Linked DNA regions of Homo sapiens: region 2 is linked to region 1. A link is a contact called in ENCODE Hi-C or POLR2A ChIA-PET data. All regions are on one chromosome and are shown on one strand. Each heading gives the region's core, a stretch centred on a gene start or an enhancer-like site at or near the end of the contact. The rest is flanking DNA. Distances are from core to core; before and after follow the strand shown. Region 1 overlaps RUNX3 (RUNX family transcription factor 3). Region 2 holds the start of RSRP1 (arginine and serine rich protein 1).

Region 1 (3,180 bases), core at 13-2,512:
CTGTCACAACGGCCAGAACCATACACCAGAGACACACTGGCAGGTTAGGCAGTCCTTCTGGTGATCCTATTCCATTCCCTCCTGCTGCGGTTTCTCTTGGCCTGTCCTCACTGGAAAAACAGTCTCCATCTCCTCAAAATAGTTGCTGACTCCCTGCACCCAAGGGGCCTCTCCATGCCTTCTTAGGAAGCAGCTATGAATCCATTGTCCTTGTAGTTTCTTCCCTCCTGTTCTCTGGTTATAGCTGGTCCCAGGTCAGCGTGGGAGGCACCTTTGGGTTCCCAGTGCCCAGCACTTTGTAGTCTCATCCCAGATTACTAACCCTTCCTGATCCTGGAGAGGCAGGGATAGTAAATAAATTGCTCTTCCTACCCCATCCCCCATCCCCTGACAAAAAGTGACGGCAGCCGTACTGAGTCTGTAAGGCCCAAAGTGGGTACAGACAGCCTGGGCTGGTAAAAGTAGGTCCTTATTTACAAGGCTGCGTTAAAGTTGTACTAGGCAAACACACTGATGTAGGAAGCACGAGGAAAGGAAGACGTTTTGATATAGTGTTACTGTGAGCCTGTCAGTAGTGGGTACCAATCTTTTGTGACATATTGTCATGCTGAGGTGTGACACCTGCTGCACTCATCTGATGTAAAACCATCCCAGAGCTGGCGAGAGGATGGAGCTGGGTGGAAACTGCTTTGCACTATCGTTTGCTTGGTGTTTGTTTTTAACGCACAACTTGCTTGTACAGTAAACTGTCTTCTGTACTATTTAACTGTAAAATGGAATTTTGACTGATTTGTTACAATAATATAACTCTGAGATGTGTGGAAGGAGTCCAGTGCCCGGTTTCTAGGGCTATGCATGGAGGTGGGGTGGGGTGGGGGAGAGGATGGAGACCTCCTGCTGTTGCCCAGGAGGAACAGGAACAGAGACACCCAGCACCTTCATCTCCTTGCTTCCAACTTCTTCAGGAATGGCCGCAGAGACCACCCTGGCCACAGGACAGCCGGTGAGGCCTGCTCCTGTATGGCTGGGACCCCAGGAGAGCATCAAATAGGTCTTCAAAGTGCCACAACCCTTCCACCAATCATGAGCGGGCTGTGAGTCTTCCCAGCCGTGTTGGGAGGAATTCCTATGCCTGTTCCTCAGATTCACATTTCGGGAGGGGGCAGAGGCAGAGGGAGAGTCCAAGTGCCTTGGTGAGAACCCCCCTCTGAGGCTCGTGTTTCAAGATCTGTGGCAAGCTAGCAGCAGTGGGGATTGGGAGTAAGCGGCAACTTCAGTGCCCCCATTTTGCAGATGAGACAACTGCGGTGCAAAGAAGGAGTGTCATCAAGGTCCATGTCTCCCTGGGGTTGTCCATGGCTGAACTGGGACCACAGCCCAACAATGGTAGCATGGGTGTGATGGTGTGGGGACCTGGCTTGACAGCCCCCCTCCCACCTTGCCAGCAAGGAGGCCTGGTCCACTTGGGATTTGTACCAACACACAGCCCAGAGCCTGGCCAGTTGGGATTTGTGAAGGGAAATTTTTACAAAACAGACCTTATTTTTGAGTGATGCCCACCGACTTCAAAAACCACTCCCAAAGCTTTGCCCTGCTCAGTTTGGTTGGTCTGCCTGAAACTCAGCTCCCAACAAGAAGCTTCCATTTCCCTAGCCCGGCATCCCCTTTTACCCAAAAGACAGCAGGTCCATCTCTGGACAGGACCTCAGCCGTGGCTACAGAACTTCTCTGTTGGTCTGCTCTGGGCAGCCTCTGCCAGGGTTGGTCCTGAAACGGCATCTACATGGCCAAAACTGTTTCTATTTATTTGGGGTCACTTTGTAGGGGATGGTAGCACTCCTCACCAGGCACACTTTGGTGCCACAGCAGATCGGAGAGGAGCTGTGCCCTCCAGAGTTCCTGACTCAAATCTCCATCACCTGCACCCTAGCAGGCACGAACCAGCACACCCAGCTTGCCAAGGGGAAACTCAAGGTCCCGAGAAGTCTCAGCTTGCCTGAGGTCCCAGGGCTGCGGGAGGAAGTGCTGCAGTAGCCACAGCAGCCTGCAGGTGGCAATAGGGGGCGGCATCCCTGGGCAGCAGGTGGAGAGAGTGGACATCATCCCCTTTGGACAAGGGTGAGGAGAGGCTGCCTTGGTTACAGCAAGAATTCAGGTAAGGTATTAAGAAGAACTTCCCAACCTCAGGTGACTCATTCCCGAAAGGGCCAGCTAAAGGTCTTGATGTGGGGAAGGTTTTCCCTTCCCGAGCCGTGTGGCAGTGGGAGGTCCCTGTCCCTCTCTGAGTCTCCCTTTTTGGTCATACGCTGAATGAGCACCGGCCGTGTGCCAGGTGTGGAGTAGGACCCCACACCCCATAATCGTCTGCTTTGGGACAGGGTGTACCTGGCTTGAAGGCAGGGTTGACTTTCATAGTTTTACAACCCTGGCCTCCTGGACCCTGGGCCCAGCCCCACCCATGTCCCCTGAGCCACCAGCAAGAGCTTAGGTCATGTAGAAGCCAGTTCAGATTGAGGAAGCCATTTAGTTCCACAGCCTGGGAGCCCCTGGACTCCAGAATTCCGCTTTGGAGGCTCTAGGAGTCCTGTTGATCTGGGCTGGACTTTGAGTCCCTCCAGTTTCTTCAGCCCCCACAGCTTGAGGTTGGCCCAGATGGGCCCAATGATGGACCCAGAGAGCCGGCTGTGGCCTGGGGGCTCCCAGAAGTGGCCTCCTGTGGGGTGAAGTGGCCCAGATGGACCCGCCTTGCCGGCCCCTAGGAGCAGCCCTGCCACTGTTGGGCTGTGGCCATGGGGATGGCTTTGGCTTTTACACTGAGCAATGGATGTCCTGGCAGTGAGGCTACAGGCCAGAGATGACACATTCCCACGTTAGGGCCTGGTGAGGGCTTGAGGAGATGGCGCGGGGTGGGGCCAGTGCCGTGGGTAGGGGAGGGCAGGGCTGGATGCAGACCCAGCCCTGCCTCCCTCCTCAGCCCCGGCCTCTCCTCTGCTCCAGACTGCACCCCCGCATAAATGCAGCCCCCCAGCATGGCCCAGAGGGCAGCTCTCAGCTGCACCAAACAACCCAGCCTGGCCACGTGAGTAGAGAATACACCTCAGTGGGTCGGTTCATTTTGGGGTCGTAAATGAAATGAGCTGTCAAATGGGACGGGGGCAGGAGGGAGGCCAGAGTGAAAGA
Region 2 (3,233 bases), core at 377-2,876, 350 kb before region 1:
CCTCTCAGGTTCAAGCAATTCTCCTGCCTCAGCCTCCCGAGTAGCTGGGATTACAGGCGCCCGCCACCATGTCAAGCTAATTTTTGCATTTTTAGTAGAGATGGGGTTTTGCCATGTTGGCCAGGCTGATCTCGAACTCCTGATCTTAGGTGATCTTCCCGCTTCGGCCTCCCAAAGTGCTGGAATTACAAGCGTGAGCCACCGCGACTGGCCTCGTGTTATTTTTCTGTCCACTCACACAGCTTTATGAGAACTTTCGGCAAAGGTTTCTGATGGATGGGCATTGTATCTTCACTGTCTTGAGATTTAGAGAAGAAACTGTTTAAGAACTACTTCCATCATGATGCATCCTCAGGAGATGTGGATGAACTGCGGAGATGTGGGGTGAAGATGAACAAGAGATGAGTGAGTTTGTGTCTCCCTCTAAAGAAAGTGGCTTTTGTCAAAATGTACTTGTAAAGAAGTGTATAGGCTGGGCAAAGTGGCTCACGCCTGTAATCCCAAAACTTCAGGAGGCTGAGGCGGAAGAATCGCTTGAGCCCAGGAGTTGGAGACCAGCCTGGGCAACACAGTTAGATCCCGTGGGTAAAAAAGTGCAAAAATTAGCATGGTGGTGCATGCCTGTAGTTCCAGCTCTTCGGGAGCCTGGGCTGCAGTGAGCCGTGATGGCCCCACCACACTCCAGCCTGGGCGAGTGAGACCCTGTCTCAAAAAAAAAAAAAAAAAAAAAGGCAATTAACCCACAATTTTCAAGGCAATTGTTATGCTTTATTACAAGAAGTGTTTGAAATGCATCCCATTTGTAGATCCCTAGAAGTAAAATAGTCACCTTTGTTTACACTCACACCAAACACAGTTTTTGGAAGAGATATCGCAGACTTCATTATTATCCCCAGATTAAAGGTCAGTTTTGAGTCTTTTTATTTTGTCTCGACCTTATTACCTTCCTAGCCAAAACATGGAAGTAAAACATCTTTTCTACGTTAATACTGCATTTCCAGGGGTCTTGGGGTGTTCCGGGGGAGGGTGAGGTCCCCTCTCTGTCATGGCGGGGTGTGGACGCGGTCGCCTTCTCCTGGCGCCGCGGTACCTAGGACAGGAGGAAGAGGCCAGGAAGGGTCCAGGGAGGCTCAGGCCGGGTCTGCGACTTGCCGGTGGGTGGCGGCAACGACCCTGTGGGCACCAGCCCGTCAGACGGCCCCAGCTCCGAGCCCGGCTGCGAGCCCTCTCCAGCCTGCAGCCGCTCCTCTCCCGGCCCTACTCCCCGCCCGGCACTGACGTCCAGCCCCGCCCGTGCAGTGAGGCCAGAGCCTGGTGTAGCCCCACGCGGGGCCGTTCCATCTTCGAAGTTTTCTGGTGACTGGGTCGGTCCCGCAATTATCTCAGATCAGGGGGGAAGCCAAGGGCAACGGGACACCCTGATGTATCAAACACCTCCCCCTGGAGCCCCATCGCGCATGCGCACCCTGGAGGCAAGCGCTCGAGGCACAGGGCGCGGCTTGGGGAGGGAGGAGGCAGGGCGGTGGTTGGGCAAGAGAAGAGCCGCGCCCACCACGGAACATCTCTGCGCATGCGCCGGGGGCCAGCTTCTGGTACTTTTGACGCGTCTGCTAACGTAGTCCCTCAGTGCGCATCCGGACGTAGGAGGTGGAGGTTGTGGAATTCGCCGTTCGAAAGCAGGGACTAAAAGCCCCACTTCGTCTTACGTTCCGAAAGGAAGGCGTCTGTTGAGCCTTTCTCTCAGTCGTGAGGGAGGCGTCGACGGCGTGCGGTAAGTTTTCTGCTGACGGGGTCTCTCAGGACCACCGCAGTGGTCTCTCAGGAGTGAGGGACGGGAAACGTGCCGGGCCCCGCGTTTGGGGAACGCAGCGTTTCGCTTCAAGGCCGCGGCCTCAGGGCGCCGAGCGGGGTTTCTAGGGCTCGGTTCCTGTCGCGGCGGTCGCCGCCCGCGCCGTGGCTCCGCCTCCCGGAGGTTCCCCGACTGTGGCTTCCGGGTGGCCAGGCGCCGGCTTCCGCGACTCGACTTGTTTTTTCTCTCTTGGTTTTTTAGGAAGTCCTGAGTTGAGGCTTGCGGGATCCTTTCCGGAGAAAGCGCAGGCTAAAGCCGCAGGTGAAGATGTCCAACTACGTGAACGACATGTGGCCGGGCTCGCCGCAGGAGAAGGATTCGCCCTCGACCTCGCGGTCGGGCGGGTCCAGCCGGCTGTCGTCGCGGTCTAGGAGCCGCTCTTTTTCCAGAAGCTCTCGGTCCCATTCCCGCGTCTCGAGCCGGTTTTCGTCCAGGAGTCGGAGGAGCAAGTCCAGGTCCCGTTCCCGAAGGCGCCACCAGCGGAAGTACAGGCGCTACTCGCGGTCATACTCGCGGAGCCGGTCGCGATCCCGCAGCCGCCGTTACCGAGAGAGGCGCTACGGGTTCACCAGGAGATACTACCGGTCTCCTTCGCGGTACCGGTCCCGGTCCCGTAGCAGGTCGCGCTCTCGGGGAAGGTCGTACTGCGGAAGGGCGTACGCGATCGCGCGGGGACAGCGCTACTACGGCTTTGGTCGCACAGTGTACCCGGAGGAGCACAGCAGATGGAGGGACAGATCCAGGACGAGGTCGCGGAGCAGAACCCCCTTTCGCTTAAGTGAAAAAGGTGGGTGGGTCATTTACCTTTCCATTTGTGGTAATGTATGGTGGCAGTATATGAGTAGGCTAGGGAACCAACGTTGCTGTGTAGTTTCAATATTAGTTCCTTTAGTGCCCGAAATCTTTTTGGAGGAAAGAGGGAGGACATTACCTGTATTTAAGTGGACAGCATTCTCTTTAGGGTTAAAGGTCAACTGGATGTTAAATGGCTCAGGATGTAGGGAACTTTTTTTCCTATTGGCTGACTGTTCTTAGTGGGTGGAGCCTTTTAAATGTTATGATTAAGTTAAAGGTTCTAAGTTAACGTGATTGGGAAGAACAATATCAAAACACGCCTTCTTTTAGTTGACATTATTACTGAATAAAATTGGATTGTCGAGTATCCTAAGTGACCTAGGAGGCCGGGCGCGGCGGCTCACCTCTGTAATCCCAGCACTTGGGGAGGCGGAGGCGGAGGCGGGTGGGTCACTTGAGGCCAGGCGTTCCATACCAGCCTGGCCAACATAGCTCACTATCTAGTAAAAGTACAAAAATTAGCCGGGGGTGGTGGTAGAAATACACTTTAGTAGTGTATCAGTATTGGTTCAGTGGTTGTGATAATTAT

What was found. A loop is a pair of places that touch in the nucleus more often than their neighbours do. ChIA-PET counts read pairs that join two places held with the same protein, here RNA polymerase II (POLR2A). Pooled maps may share reads with other maps.
Region 2: a loop to region 1 is called in a pooled map, with 2.8 times the contacts of the local background. The contact joins the promoter of RSRP1 here to the enhancer-like site in region 1. A Hi-C loop is called at or near these places in 1 of 50 pooled maps. POLR2A ChIA-PET finds 5 or more read pairs at or near these places in 3 of 52 experiments (HEK293T, RWPE1 and activated CD4-positive, alpha-beta T cell).

What each region holds. Positions count from the first base shown.
Region 1 is chr1:24,897,158-24,900,337 of GRCh38, reverse strand. RUNX3 (RUNX family transcription factor 3) reads left to right here. Exons shown (of 5, transcript NM_004350.3): 5 at 1-827. Among named protein-coding and RNA genes, the nearest start is that of MIR6731, 21 kb to the left of the region's middle. RefSeq lists an enhancer at 1,848-1,917. Within about 2 kb of position 1,262, at least 3 of the 41 ENCODE cell types and tissues checked have a DNase peak (open chromatin) inside an H3K27ac peak, as active enhancers do.
Region 2 is chr1:25,245,847-25,249,079 of GRCh38, reverse strand. RSRP1 (arginine and serine rich protein 1) reads left to right here and starts at 1,626. Exons shown (of 5, transcript NM_020317.5): 1 at 1,626-1,771; 2 at 2,051-2,636. The coding sequence starts at 2,117. RefSeq lists enhancers at 1,386-2,110, 2,111-2,835.